2 separate regions of the Homo sapiens genome follow, and region 1 is linked to region 2. A link is an interaction called in ENCODE POLR2A ChIA-PET data of the cell type or tissue named here. Cell type or tissue: PC-9. All regions are shown on one strand.

Region 1 (8,000 bases), 290 kb after region 2:
TGAATGTGCTTATGAATCAATTGGGGATCCTTTTAAAGTGCAGATTTGTATTCCATAGATCTGAGGCAGGGCTGAGACTGTATTTCTAACAAGTTCTCAAATGATGCTGATGCTGCTGGTCTGGAAACCACACCTGGAGAACGCCTGCTCTAGACTTTCCCCTGTCCTTTGAGATGGTGCTTGCCTGAGACCTCTCAGGTGAAAGCAAATCAGATGGCTGTTCAATGTCAGCAATGAGGGAGAAAATTTATGCAATTAGGACCAGTTCCTCTCTGCTGGGACTAAGGATCACTGAAAGAAATTGAGGGTCAGCTAATTTGCAAAGTGGGAGAGGCAGAAAAAAATGGTGTCAGGCCCTAAGAGAAATTGGAGCTGGCTTTGAAAATACGCATTGAGTTTCAAACAGCAAACAAAAAAGCAATTCCTTTAACAAGCATTAAATTAGATATGCTAGGGGCTACATTGCTGAAAGTTACTCAGAAGACAGGTATTATGCTTATTCAGCTATAATTCTGGAATCAGCTAGAATCATCCCCAAATCTCAAAGCATGGTAGATAGTTGAATGGTGGGAATTTCAGTTTTCATAAAGAAACCTTTACTGGGGGTGGGGGCAGGATTTCTAAATATGCCATATAACATTTATGCAGTGAGGTGGAAAATATATTTAAAACCAAACTCTTTGTAACTGCATCTGCAATCTAAATTGGGGTGGTAGTATAATTTACGTCAGTGGAAAAATGAATCTCTATACTGGGTCTTTCCACTTATGAAAGGGAAGAAAGAAGACTGACATTGTAAAACCTCTGCTTTTGGGGTTACATTGCCAAACAAGGGATTACAATCTCAAAAGCTTCCAGCAGCTAGAGTGGTCACACAAACAAGAGAGGCTGGTGGGTTCTGGAGAAGAAGAAGGCCAAGCTATCTTGCCTGGCCAAAGTGGGCAGCCATTACTCAGCTACTCAACTTTAACTTGTTGCCGCCATTTTGATTGAACACACTCAGTTGTTGACTCTTCCCATTTTTTGAGAGACGCATGGAACGAGGGTTATATGTGAAATGTATCCTTTTCTTTGGTTTGTTTTGTTTTTAAACGTCAGAAAGAAAATCAGGCTGAGCGCAGTGGCTCATGTCTGTAATCCAAGCACTTTGGGAGGCCAAAACGGGTGGGTGGATTGCTTGAGTCCAGGCGTTCAAGACAACCAGCCTGAGCAATATAGGGAGACTCCCATCTTTCCAGAAAAAAAAGAAAGCCGGGCGTGGTGGCTGACGCCTGTAATCCCAGCACTTTGGGAGGCCGAGGCAGGTGGATCACCTGAGGTCAGGAGTTCAAGACAAGCCTGGTCAACATGATGAAACCCCATCTCTGCTAAAAATATAAAAATTAGCCGGGCGTGATGGCACGTGCCTGTAATCCCAGCTATTCAGGAGGCTGAGGCAGGAGTATTGCTTGAACCTGGGAGATGGAGGTTGCAGTGAGCCGAGATCGTGCCATTGCACTCCAGCCTGGGCGACAGAGTGAGACTAGGTCTCAAAAAAAAAGAGAAGAAAGAAGGGAGGAAAGAAGGGAGGAAGGAAGGGAGGGAGGGAGGGAGGGAGGAGAGAGAAAGGGAGAAAAGAAAGAGAGAGAGGGAGGGAAGGAAGGGAGAAAAGAAAGAGAGAGAGGGAGGGAGGGAAGGAAGGAAGAAAAGAAAAGAGGCCAAGTGTGGTGGCTCACGCCTGTAATCCCAGCACTTTGGGACACTGCAGTGGGCAGATCACCTGAGGAGACCAGCCTGGCCAACATGGTGAAACCCCGTCTTTACTGAAAATACAAAAAAAATTAGCCGGGTGTGGTGGAGCATCCCTGTAGTCCCAGCTACTTGGGAGGCTGAGGCAGGAGAATTGCTTGAACCTGGAAGGTGGAGGTTGCAGTGAGCAGAAATCTCGCCAATGCACTCCAGCCTGGGCGACAGAGCAATACTCCATCAAAAAAAGGAAGGAAGGAGGGAGGGAGGGAGGGAGGGAGGGAGGGAGGGAAGGCAGGCAGGAAGGAAGGGGGTAATTAGACACACACACACACACACACACACACACACACACACACACACACACACACACTTTGTGCTGGGACAAACAAAGCCTAATCTCCCAAATTCTGAGATCAAAGGGTGGGAACAGAGTTAGGTGAGCCTTTCTTTAGCTAAGCACTGCTCGCTGACGTTCTCCAAGGCATGTCATTCCTGAGGAGGGTGTAGGAAAGTAAAATGCTTTGTCTAATCAAAAGAGAGATTTGAGTATTTTTGTGCAAAAGGAGCAGCCCAAAGTGAGATGAATCTAGAGAAATAGAGGAGCAGAAAAATGTGAGGGAGAGAAAGGAGAGTCAAGGAACTTGGAAGGAGGCTGGGGCCTGAAGAAGAAAGGGGCTAGTAGATCATTCCTAGTTAAAAATTGTGTGTGGGGGCCAGGTGCGATGGTTCATGCCTGTAATCCCAGCACTTTGGGAGGCCCAGGTGGGTGGATCACCTGAGGTCAGGAGTTTGAGACCAGCCTGATCAACATGGTGAAACCCCGTCTCTACCAAATATAAAAAATTAGCTGGGCGTGGCGGAGCATGCCTGTAATCCCAGCTACTTGGGAGGCTGAGGCAGGAGAATCGCTTGAACGCTGGAGGCGGGGGTGGCAGTGAGCCAAGATCATGCCATTGCACTCCAGCCTGGGCAACAAAATTGAAACTGTCTCAAAAAAAAAAAATTGTGTGTGTGCGTGGGGAAGGCAGGGTTAGGAGTTGGGCCTGTGTTAGGTGAAAGAGATTTGGGGGTTTAGGGGTGGAGACTGAAGGGAAGGAACTGTGTTGCACCATTTCCATGTTAGAGCTGAGCAGACAGAAGTTACCAACTTCAGTGAGGTGGCTCATGCCTGTAATCCTGACACTTTGGGAGGCTGAGGCAGGAGGATCACCTTAGCCCAGGAGTTTGACACCAGCTTGGACAAGCATAGCGAGACCCTGTCTCTAAAAAAACTAAAAAAAAAAAATTATCTGGGTGTGGTGGCTCATGCCTATAGTTTTAAATCCTCAGGAGGCTGAGGTGAGAGGATCACTTGAGCCCAGGAGGTTGAGGCTTCAGTGAGTTGTGATCATGCTAGTGCATGCCAGCGTGCATGACAGAGTGAGACCCTGTCTCTAAATAAATAAATAAAAATTAAAAATTAAAGAAAAAAGTTATCAGCTGCCTGAGATGAGATGCAGTTGAGATAAAATGGTGGGAACAGGACAGGCCTGGTGACTGAAAGAACACCAAATCCCAGGAACTTCCAGCTGAGGGACTTCGCTGAGGAGGTAAGTAGGGGCCTTCAGTCATTTCTGTGTTTCAAAGAGTAGGCAAGACTCCACCCTTGGTAAAGGGCCCTGAGCCGTTACCTTACTCAGGGTCAGCTCCTGGTGCCACTGTTCACCTTATCTACCATTTGAGTGAAGTCATTTAGCATCCCTGGGCCCCAGCTTCCTTTTAAAATGGGTAATAATGACATCTGTGTCACCTTCCCTCCAGGGTTCCTGTGAGGCATAATTGGGGTATTAAATGAGAAATGCTTTGTAAAATGGAGAGCTCCAGATAAATGGGAGGTATCAGTTAACAGTTCATATTCAATTGATCTGAATGACAGCACCAGTATAATAATAACCTACAGCCGGCACTCCATACGAAGCACTTACTGTGTGTTATCTGACTGAAACGTTACAACCTTGACGGAATATTGCTGTCCTGATTACACACGGAAGAAAACGGAGATTCAGAGAGATAAAGTAACTTGCCCATGGTTACTTGGCTAGCAACTGGTAGAACCAGCCATGAATGACTCTTTTATTCTTAACCACTTTGTGTCATGTTATTTTAATAATCATTCTTAACATTATGCTAGCCTGCATCTTGAAGAATATATAATATGGCTGGATGCAGTGGCTCACACCTGTAATTCCAACACTTTGAGAGGCTGAGGTAGGAGGATCTTGAGCCTAGGAGTTCAATTCCAGCCTGGGCGACATAGCAAAACCCCATCTTTACAAAAAATACAAAAATTGGCCGGGTGCGGTGGCTTATGCCTGTAATCCCAGCACTTTGGGAGGCCGAGGCAGGCGGATCACGCGGTCAGGAGATCGAGACCATCCTGGCTAACGTGGTGAAAGCCTGTCTCTACTAAAAATACAAAAAAATTAGCCGGGCGTGTTGGCAGGTGCCTGTAGTCCCATCTACTGGTAGTCCCAGCTACTCAGGAGGCTGAGGCAGGAGAATGGTGTGAACCCGGGAGGCGGAGCTTGCAGTGAGCCGAGATCACGCCACTGCACTCCAGCCTGGGCGACAGAGCCAGACTCCATGTCAAAAAAAAAAAAAAAAAAAATACAAAAATTAGCTGAATGTGGTGGTGCGAACCTGTGCTCGCAATTACTAGAGAGGCTGAGGTGGGAGGATCAATTAAGCCTAGGAGGTCGAGGCTGCAGTGAGCTGTGATCACACCACCACACTCCAGCCTGGGTGACAGAGCAAGATCCTATCTCATACACACACACACACACACACACGGACACAAACACACATATATATTATGGGTACGGTGGCTCATGACCATAATCCCAACACTTTGGGAGGCTGAGGCAGGAGGATCACTTGAGCCTAGGAGTTCAAAACCAGCCTGAGCAATATGGTGAGACCCCCATCTCTACAAAAAAATAAAAATAAGTTAACCAGACATGGTGGCATGCACTGTAGTCCCACTCTGGAGGCTGAGGTGGGAGGATTTCTTCAGCCCAGGAGGTCAAGGTGGCAGTGAGCCGTGGATCATGCCCCTGAACACCAGCCTGGGTGAAAAAGTGGGACCCCGTCTCAAAAAAAAAAAAAAAAAATATATATATATGTATATATATAATATGTTAGTATATACTGGTAGTGGTGGTAGTGGTTCTTCACTAAGATTTTAAAATATCATTTTGGGCTGGGTGCAGTGGCTCACGCCTATAATCCTAACACTTTGGGAAGCTGAGGCGGGTGGATCAGCAGAGGTCAGGAGTTCAAAACCAGCCTGGCCAACATGGGGAAACCCCATCTCTACTAAAAAAAATACAAAAAAATGCCGGGTGCGGTGGCTCACACCTGTAATCCCAGCACTTTGGGAGGCCGAGGCGGGTGGATCACAAGGTCAGGAGTTCGAGATCAGCCTGGCCAACATGGGGAAACCCCATCTCTACTAAAAATACAAAAATTAGCCAGTGTGGTGGTATGCGCCTGTAATCCCAGCTACTTGGGAGGCTGAGGCAGGAGAATCGCTTGAACCCAGGAGGCACAGAGGTTGCAGTGAGCTGAGAACGTGCCATTGCACTCTAGCCTGGACAACAGAGTGAGACTCCATCTCAAAAAAAAAAAAAAAAATTAGCCGGGCATGGTGGTAGTCGCCTGTAATGCAAGCTACTTGGGAGGCTGAGGAGGGGAGGATCACTTGAACCCGGGATGTGGAGGTTGCAGTGAGCTGAGATTTCACCATTGCACTCTACCCTATGTGACAGAGCAAGACTTGGTCTTGAAAAACAAAAACAAAAACAAAAACAAAAAAAACCCATCATTTTGGTCTTTCATTTGAAATCTCTCTAGTAAATACCTATTATGTGCTATGTATTTGGAACACCTCCATGAGCAAAAGACACAGGGTCTCTTGCCCTCATGGAACATACAGGGTAACAATAGAAAAAAGGTATTAAACAATTACAATACTGGGTGCCAAAGGGGAGGTACTTTGGGTTCAAGGAGGAAAGGACACCTTAGCTGAGGCCTAAAGAATCAAGGAAGGGTGGGAGAGTGTTCCAGGCAGATGAAATAAATAGCAATGAGAAGGCCAGGAAGCAGAGCATGCATGAGGCGATGGAGGAAATGAAAGTAATACCCTGTGGTCCACTTTGGAGGGTGGGGTGGGCAGTGGTGAGAAATGACACTGGGGAGGGGGTCTGGGACTAGACTGCACAGTGGCCTTGTGAGTCATGTTGTCATATATAAATATATAACATATATTTTATATATAATTTATATATTTTAGTTATGCATTAATATTTATCATATGTAATTTTATATGTGTATGTATTACCTATAATATGTATAAATGTATGTATACATGTGTATCTATGTAATTTTTCCTTAGAAACGAAACCAGTTTGAGCCCCACTAAAAAAAATTAAAAATAATTTAAAAAAACCTAAACCATAATCACGCATAATACTGTTTCTTTTCTTTTTTTTTATACTTTAAGTTCTAGGGTACCTATGCACAACGCGCAGGTTTGTTACATATGTATACATGTGCCATGTTGGTGTGCTGAATCATGCATAATACTGTTTCTTAATCCTTATTGAGATAAAATTGACATACAACAGATGACGTGCATTGAAAGTCTACAATTTGATGAGTTTTGACATTTGCATGCACCTGGGAAACCATCACCACAATCAAAGAACAGAGAACTCCATCAACCTCAAAATTTACTCATGCTGGGTTGGGCACAGTGGCTCATGCCTGTAATCTCAGTACATTGGGAGGCTGAGGTGAGAATTGCTTTAGCCCAGGAGTTCGAGACCAGCCTGGGCAATATAGCGAGACCCTGCCTCTACAAAAAATACAAAAATTAGGCAGGCGTCGTGGTGCACACCTGTAGTCCCAGCTACTCAGGAGGCTGAGGTGGGAGGATTGCCTGAGCCCAGGAGGTCGAGGCTGCAGTGAGCCTTAATAGCTCCACTGCACTCCAGCTTGGTTGAGAGTGAGACTTGGTCTCAAAAAAAAAAAAAAGTTTACTCATGCTTTTGTGACACCTCACTCCTGGCCCTCTCAGTCCCCTGGCAACCATCCTTCTGTTTTCTGTTGCGTTTTCTAGAATTTTGTAAATCGAATGTATCATGTATATGAAATCATATAATCTGTACACTTTTAAAACGTAGCTTCTTTCCCTCACATAACTACGGCGAGAGTCATCTGTGTCACTGCACATGTCAAAGGTTTGTTCCTTTTCGTTGCTGTAGTATCCTGCACTGTTTTGAAACCTGTTTTGTTCCTTAATATATCAAGATAGCTGGGATCTAGGTCAAACTGCCAAAGTTGAAATATCAGTCATGCTGTTTATAAGTGGGTGAGTTTGGGCAAGAAACCTCGATATGTTACCCAGTTTCCCTTGAGCTTAATGGCCATGTCTGTAAAATGGGCTAACAGTAATAGTCACAAGGGAGGCAGGTTGTGTGAGATGATGTATATGCCTGTGTATAGCAATTGCTCAATAAAAGTTATCAAGAATATGATTGCTATTACTACTATTACAATTCACACCTGGAGCATTTTAAGAAAACATCAGACACAGTCGTGGAACATGGATGTGCCCCTGAGTGTAGGAGGGAGAGAGCCGGGGCCAAGTTCCCTTCTGATAACATCATGGGCTCCAAGGTGGCCATGGCTGGTTCCTTCACCCTTTTGGTCCCCAGATTCTCCTTCTAGGGAACAATGGCATCCAGAAGTGGGGGTTGGGTGGAAAAAGAGATTAGAGAGTCTCTACAGACAAGAGAAAAGGGAAGCTAGCTCACTGCAATCAATTTGATTACCAGGCAGTCATGCCTCCTCATTTGAACCCCAAAGACCCACGTCTTCCTCGATTGCTCACTCAACTAACAGATTAAATCATCTCTAACACGCAATGACTGTGTTATGTTTAAAAAGAAGCGTTTCCAAGGCTCACATACAAAGGAGGTGCCCGCCTTGTGTCTTGACCACAGTGATATAAAAATTAACTGCATTGATCATATCCTTCCTGGGCTCCACTTTATCATCCTTCTGGGCTAGGTGGTCAGTAGCAAAGAGAGCCATGGAGTCGCATAGAAATATACCCAGCCACCCCAGCTTTAGAGTCAGGTGAGTCCTGGGTTCAAATCCCACTCCCACCGCATGTTAGTACTTGTACCTGAACCAGTTACTTGAACTCCTCAAGGGATCATATTTTAAAT
Region 2 (8,000 bases):
CTGGAGACCATTATCCTTAGCAAAATAACACAGGAACAGAAAATCAAATACCGCATGTTCTCAGTTATAAGTGGGAGCTAAGTGACAGGAACACATGGACACTTATAGGGGGAACGACGCCCACTGGGGCTTTTCGGAAGGTGGAGGTCGGAAGGAGGGAGAGGATGGAAAAATAACTAATGGGTACTAGGTTTAATACCAGAGTGGTGAAGCAATCTATGTGATAAACCCCAGTGACACAAGCTTACCTATGTAACCTGCAATTGCAACCCTGAATTTAAAATAAAAGTTTAAAAAAGAAAAAAAACAACAACTCAGTAAGCCATATGCTTAAAATTAGTGTGCTTTACTGTACCTATGTTATATGTCAATCAACAAATAAAAGAAATGAGGGCAGGGAATGAGACTCTGAACCTTGCTGGGACTAAAGGGGTGGGGGTGAGGGACAGGATGTCACAAACAGAGACCCTGTCACTCCTTGCACCAGGCCCAGGCCTGGACCTGCTGATACTTGGTAAATGTTGGCTGAAATGGCGTCTGATTAGACGTGGAAGAGAAGTCAGAGGCCCCATTCGGTTCTGGGCTTGGCATCGGGATGACCAGGTGCACAAAGGCACCATTAATTAAGGACTAACAATGAAGTATAGTGGCTGGTGGGGCTGAGGGCCGCCAGCACTGAGGCTCCTGGGGAGACGATGTCTGTGGCTCTGGTGAGATGCCATGTTTTTCACGGAGCACCCTGATGGTGACGGCCAGGCACACAGAAGCTGTTTTTCCTTCAAGTTCTTTATCTTGTAAGGTCATTATGAATATTAGTTTCATGGTTTCACACATTTATTACTCATACACCCAGGCTGTAGATGAAATGCCATGATGGAGTTACCGCAGTTCAGCCACGTGTGGAGCAGGGATGTTTTCTCTTGGGGGAACGCAGGGGTGGTGTGGGGGCCTGTGGATCCATGCCAGGATGGAAGGGTGCGGGTGTGGCCGCACGCACATGCTGTTTTCTCCTCCCCGCTTCTGTGACCCCTGGGGGGCCCAGTCTAACCCAGTGTCTCACAGGAGGCCGATGGTTCCAGGAAAATGCCTTCTAGCCTAGACTTGACTTGTCAGAGCCCCTTGGCCCCAAGCTTCTCTTTCTCTGGAGAAAATGATGTGGAACTAGGGTTGTGTCTGGGGCCAGTTAAGGACAGGAACCTTGAAGCCCCAGGGGGAGTGATTCAGAGTTTCGTCTTGCTGTTGAGAAGTTGGTTCAGAGTAGTAAGTGGCCAGCTGGGAAGTGAGCCTGACTTGGGCTAAGACCACAGTGTGGCAATTAATGATTGCTGAGATGCTTTGCTCCACTGAAGACATGGTGGGTTCTTGCCGGAGCTGGTGGAGCACGGTCACTTCCTGTTCGGTGCACCATGGAGGGTCTCAGGAAGGGAAATGGGTCTGTGGTCAGCTGGCCTTCTTGAGATCCATGTTTCCTGATGACAGGTGGTAGAAAGGGGAGTTGCAGGGAAGCAGGCAGGCCTACACAGTTCCAGAAATGTATACAGTCTGCCCTCTGTGTTTGTCGGTTCTGCATCTGTGGATTCAACCAACTGCAGATTTAAAATATTTAGGGAACGCTGGGCACAGTGGCTCAAGGAAACAGAAACTCAAGGAGGTTATGACTTACTCAGAGTTCCAGAGCTGGACAAAACCCATGATAAAATATCCTGTACCTCTTGTCCGTCCCACCTCCACCTGTAGTTATCTGTCACTGAATAACCACCTAAAAATTTAATAGCCTAAAGCAATGGCCATTTTGGTGCCTAGCATGATTCTGTGAGCTTGGGCTCAGCTGGGTGGTTCTTTTGCTCTGTGTGATCTTGGCTGGGTCTGCAACCATCAGGGGGTTGACTGGTCTTAGAACAGCTTACGTGGTCACTCATATGACTGTGGCCATTGGTGCTGGTCCTTTGCTGAGAGCTCAGCTGGGGGTACTGCCTGGAGTGCCTTGGTTCTCTGTGTGGTTTGGGCTTCTTAGAACATGGTGACTGGGTTCTGAGAAACAGTGTTTCAAGAAGCAGGAAGTGGAAGCTACTAGCCTTTTCAAAGCCTGGGTTTAGAATTCCTAGAATATCACTTCTATCACATTCTATTGGTCAAAGCCAGACATGAGGCCAGCCCCATTTCAAAGGCGGGGAGAAAAACTCCACCTCTTATTGTGAGGAGGGTACATGTATAAAAAGAGAGAATTGTTGGGGACCACCTTTGGGGACTGGCTTCCTCACCACCACCCCCATTATAATCGATTGAGCACCTACCATGGGTCAGCCAGGCCCCCAAGCTGGATGCTACAGCTGCAGGAAAGGGAGACACCATTGTCTCTGCAGTTGAGGAGTTTGGATCTCCCTGGATACTAAATCCCTTCTTTGCAAAAGTGTTGACTCTTGTCTTTCTCCTTTTGGATGTTGTAAGAAAATTCAGTCCTGCCTTAGGATAAGCTCACTGGGAATCACAGCACTCCAGAAATTCTAGATTTCATTGTCCAGACCCTAGAGGATTCAATTTATGGGAATCCACAAATAATGACATACAGTGCTTGCTAGGCACTCTCATGGAGGGTTTGCTCCCTTATTATGAAACCCTGTCATCCATCACATCATCACCTAAAGCCCTGAAATGCCTGGAAGCCAAATACAGGTTACTTCCCAGTCTGGCATAATGGACTCCCAGGGGTGGTGTCCCCAGGTCTCCCAGCATCTTTTCTTCCTGCCCCGGCTCCTGCAATGGTGATAACATCTGAGGGTAGATCGTGACTCCCAGACTTCTCCTACCTGGCTGCCATCAGAGCAGGCTTCACATTGAACCCTCCGCTTATGGGAACAAGGAGACAGTACCACAGCCCGTGGATTTTCCAGAAACGGGTGACACGTTGTCAGGTGATAGGATCACGCTTGTCTTGAAGAGAACTTCCGGCTTTCTTTCTCCCCACTCTGGTGCCACCCGCTTCCTGTCAGCCCCCAGAAGAAATATTTCCTTGTGGCTTGATGTTTTGTAGCAAGTGGGAAACTATAAAATAAGCATTTGCTTATGAATTAATTTTTGGCACACATGGGGCTCAGCAGGGCTCACGGCACTTTCATATCCGTCCTTCGAGTCCTTGCCAATTTCTATGTTCCTTCCTCCTAAGATGTTCCCACCAGCGCCTGGGGGAAGTTCCCTTCGCTTCCTCTTCCTTACAGAAGGACAGGGGCTGTCCTTACCTGGAATGAAGAGGAGGACAGGCTATCTTTGGACATACCTCGTTTTTTATTTTTGTTTTTTTTAAGCCAATACAGATGTTTTGGGATATATATGCTGACATGACCATAGAGAACCTCCTAGCACATTATGGGGATAGATAGTTAAACATTTTTTTGGACTAATTGCTTCTGGTTTCAGAAGCACTGGGAATTTCATGTATCAAATGGCTGCCCACGTCTATTCCTATGCCAAAGTCTAGTCTACAGACACACCCGAAAAGGGTTTTCTTTTCTGCACGTAAGCAGCTAGAGATGGAAAATGTGAGAAGTGCTCCGTCAGGAAACTGGCCTGCAAATTCAGCAGAGAGAGTGATCCCTGGTTCATGAGGCCTTTCCTACACCACACTCTTTTTTTTTTTTTGAGGTTGGCTTAAGAAATCAGCCCAAGAACAAGTGTTAGATAGGAAATCTCACATCCCTTCCGGAAGTCACCAACACAGTGTGGGAGGGACACGTTGGTTGGGCTATCTCTGACCCCAGTTAGCAAAGAGATGAGGGCGGAAAGGGCAATTTGATTTGCCTCTGCTGGAAATGGAAGGCCAGTTTGTGAGGAAGATCAGCCTTGGTTTGACAGGGCAGTCACCCTGAGGAGGAGGAAAAGATTGGTGTGTGAGCAAGTTACGTAAATGGGTGTTGTTTTTGGCAGGGAAGTCAGGAATGAGTCACTTCTGAGCGGTGTTTTCTAACCTCAGGTTTTATCCATGTGGGAAAGGAGTGAAGCCAGCAGTGGAGTCAGGGCAGCTCTCCTCCTGCACGTGGGGGTTCGAGAGCTGTTGGCATTAAAGAAAGAGGGAGGCAGTGACTTGTCCCCAGCAGGCGTCCCCAGAGACACTGCCCTTCTGCGGAAGCTGTGAGGGGTCAGCAAAGCCACCCCAGGTTGGCTCAAGGACCAGCTTGGCTCCTTTGAGAAATGGTGGCGTAAAGGTTAGGGACTCAGGGAGGACCCCCTGGAAGGAGAGAGCCTATCAACTGCGGGCCTCCAGACCACAATATTTGTGCTGGAATTCCAGCTCTGCCCCTGCCAGCCTTCAGTGACCTTGGGGTTTGTCAGGGCCACTTTGAAACTCAGTTTCCTCATCTGCAAAATGAGGGTTGGAAAAGCCTAGTCCCTTCCTTATGGAGTTACGAAGAACATGAGGGTAAAGTGTGTGGTCCGGTAGACAAGTGGAGCTGCTGCCAGGGCTGCTGATTCTGTGGTGTGGGTACAGCCTGGGCTCAAGCCCTGCCTCCTATATGCCCACCTCAGGACTCCTGGCGAAGTCCACCTCACTCATCCCACTGGTTCCTGACTTGGAGAATAGGATGGTGACGGTTCCCACCTCAGAGAACTCCTGAGATGTTTTCACAGACTATTTATAGAAAGCACCTCACGTGGCATCTGGCCAATACAAAGATCTCAAGATGATGTGGTTCTTATTTTTATTTGTTCATATATATTTTTAAGAGATAGGGTCTTGCTATGTTGCTGAGGCTAGACTTGAACTCCTGGGCTCAAGCATTCCTCCTCCCTCAGCCTCCTGAGTAGCTGGGACTATAGGTGCGGACCACCATGCTCGGTTCTAATTAATAATATTTTTATTTATTTTAAATACATGCTGTATTTTGTGAAATGTGTTTTCTGTCTAAAATCCTACTTCTGATATTTTCTATTTTTGCATAGTGGTTTATCATCCAGCAGGCCTGGGGGACGCTCTGTCTTATGTTATTTTCACACTCAATTGACCCAAGTCCTTCTGACTGTATATTAAAAATGATTTTAGAACTCCAGGACATTGGGAAATTTCATTGCCTTGAGTACAGGTTATTTAGGTTGGTGCAAAAGTAATTGCGGTTTTTGCCACTAATAGTAATGAGAGACATTCTGGGATGAAGCAGAAAGAAAAACAGCAATCTAGTCACTTCTTTGTGGTTTGAAGTGCTCCCTGGCCCAGGCCATTGTCTTGTCTGTCCTTTTTTCCTTTCCTTTCTTTCCCTCCTTCTCTTCCTTTCCTCCTACTTTATCTGCCTTTGACCTGAACACCTCACACCCTTCTTCACCATTCCCAGGAAACTGGACTGTTATTGAACAGGAGTCCTTGAGGATTATTGGTCTAAATCCAGGTCTTAAGGAGGAAGCTCAAAATTCAAAAGTCGTTACATTCTTAGGCATATCAGACTTGAGTGAGCCCTCCTGCAGAAGAAGATGGCAGTTCCCACAACTCTGCCCTGGTCATCCTTAGCGCAGCTCTCTGAGTGACGGCAGACAGTAGGTAATGCATGCACCTACTGGCATTCAGTTTCCCAGTTCGGGGCAAGAAATTACTGCAAGACTTGTCAGCATCATTCATCTGTGAGTCCCTCCAGGTTGGTGATAAGAGGCACAATCCCTTTGAGGTGGTCCCAGGGGAGAATGTGCATCCTGGTTCATGCTTCCAGAGGAGCTGGAGACCCAGCGTGATTTTTCTTATTTCCTGAGTAGCAGAGCCAACAATATGGGCAGAAGTGGACAGTTACATACATCTGCTTGTCTGGCCTTCCATGAGAGGACTACAGTTGTTGAGGGGGAAGGGGGAGGGGAAGAACTTTGGAAGCAGAATGTTAATCTCCTTCCTTTCTGCGAAACCTAGAAGCAGGAATTTGTTTCTTGTTCGTTTGTCTGTTTGTTTGTTTGTTTGAGACGGAGTCTCACTATGTCACCCAAGCTGGAGTGCAGTGGCGCGATCTCAGCTCACTGCAACCTCCGCCTCATGGGTTCAAGCAATTCTCCTGTCTCAGCCTCCTGAGTAGCTGGGACTACAGGTGCCCACCCCCACGCCCAGCTAATTTTTTGTATTTTTAGTAGAGACGGGGTTTCTACATGTTGGCCAGGCTGGTCTTGAGCTCCAGACGTCAAGTGATCCGCCCGCCTCAGCCTCCCAAAGTGCTGGGATTACAGGCGTGAGCCACCACGCTGGCTAGGAATTTGTTTCTAAGAGGAGATGTCTTCAGAGAGAACCTCAGGTTTTCCACAGTCTCCAAAATTTTACTAAAAGTGCAGAGAAAAATGACAGAGAAGACCTGGAAATTTTTGTAAAGTGAGGCATCAATTCATTTTATCCCACTGAATCCTCAACAGGTCCAGATATTCCTTATTTCTTTCTCTTCCTTCTGGTCTAGCAAGAGGTCTGTGCTCTTCCTAACTTTCTTTAGTGACTTCCGAGTGTGAGATGCCTCTTGGGAACTGCCAGGCAGAGGATTGGTCAGTCTTCCTCTGGAGGTTCAGGGATTAGTAAATGGTAGCCCACGGGAAAAATCCAGACAGCTGCCTGTGTTTGTAGATAAAGTTTTATTGGTGCATAGCTGCAGTTTTTCCTTTGGGATTGTCCTAACTGCTTTCCTGCTTCAGGGGCAGAGTTGAGTAGTTGTGACAGATAGCTGCAATGACCCTCAGCGTGTGAAATGTTTACCATTTGGCCCTTTGGAAAAATGTTTGCTGACCCTAGGGTTTGTTTAATCTTTACTATGTAGATGTTAAACTGCCTAAGGGAAAGAACCACAGTATTTCCCCTTTGTTCTGTGCTCCTCATCCCCTGGTATGGCAATTTTTAAGTAAATATTCACCAGATGAGCAATATCCTAAGTCCCAAGATATGTTGGCCACTTACTCAGCTAATAAATGGGAATTCAGGGAAACAGGCTGGGGCCTCCCTCCCTCCCTTCCTCCCTCTCTGTCTCCCTCCCTCCTTCCTTCCTTCCTTCCTTCCTTCCTTCCTTCCTTCCTTCCTTCCTTCCCTCCCTCCCTCCTTCCTTCCTTCGTTCCCCTCTTTCCCTCCTTCTCTCCTTCTCTTTCCTTCCTTCCTCCTTCCCTTTCTTTTCTTCTTTATCTCTTTCTTTTCCTTTCTCTTTCTGTGTTTTCTTTCTTTCTCTCTCTTTCTCACTGTCTTTTTTTTTTCTTTCCCTCCTTCCCTCCCTCCCTCTCTTCCTCCCTCCCTTCTTTCCTTCCCTTCCTTTCCCCTTTTCCTTCATTTTTTTCTTTCTTTTCTTTCTTCCTTTTGGTGGGAGCAGACAGGGTTGTTTTTTAAAAGACGTTTTCTTCCCTAGAGTCATCTCTGCTCTCCCCACATAGCCTCTGCCAGGATGTACTCCATCACCCCAGTTTACTATCTTTCAACACAGATTCGGGACGCAGACAAAGCAGGACATTCCTTAGGAAATTGTATATGTAGCCTGAGAGTCCAGACACCTGCGATTACAGACTTTGGATCTGTGAGCCCCCTCTGACCGTCCTACCCCAAAGCATCATGGTTTCAGGTTAGTCACTCCCTTATGGCTTAATGCTGTGCTATTTCTGTGCCTCCTACAAACGTTTTCCTAGTGGTAAACACAGGGACTTCTCAGGGCATATACGGTTGACCTTAAAACATCTGAAATGTTTTGAGGCCCCATCTCCAGCCTGTTTGCCTTCTTTTTCTACCGATCCCCTTGGGTAATCTCATCTACTGCCCAGGCCTCCAGCAGCCATTTATGCCAACACCTCCCAAAGATACAGCTCTCGGTCCCACCTCTCTGCCGATTTCTAGATTTCTGCTCAAATCCCTGATGGGCATCTCCACTTGTGTTAGCTATAAGTTAGCAGGACCCCATGACACTGTCATCTCCCTTCCTCCATTCTATTTGCCCTCTCGTGTTCCATAGCTTTCTCAGTGGACTCACCACCAGCCAAGGATACCCAAGCTAGAAGCTTTGCAGTCATCAGACTTCTTTTTC

Evidence for each region. ChIA-PET counts read pairs that join two places held together with the same protein. Peaks named below come from ENCODE experiments on the same cell type or tissue, not always from the same donor. Only the 100,000 strongest peaks of a DNase experiment are listed, where the experiment ranks them.
Region 1: POLR2A ChIA-PET joins it to region 2 with 22 read pairs; 5 of 35 experiments call an interaction of 5 or more read pairs at or near these places.

Annotation. Positions count from the first base shown.
Region 1 is chr3:5,029,414-5,037,413 of GRCh38, forward strand. No RefSeq gene overlaps it. Among named protein-coding and RNA genes, the nearest start is that of BHLHE40-AS1, 53 kb to the left of the region's middle. RefSeq lists an enhancer at 2,235-2,736. In PC-9, no CTCF peak of the experiment used is centred here; no DNase peak of the experiment used is centred here.
Region 2 is chr3:4,737,925-4,745,924 of GRCh38, forward strand. All of the region lies in intron 44 of ITPR1 (inositol 1,4,5-trisphosphate receptor type 1), which reads left to right. Among named protein-coding and RNA genes, the nearest start is that of EGOT, 9.7 kb to the right of the region's middle. In PC-9, no CTCF peak of the experiment used is centred here; DNase peaks (open chromatin) are centred at 3,907 and 6,787; H3K27ac peaks cover 3,287 bases.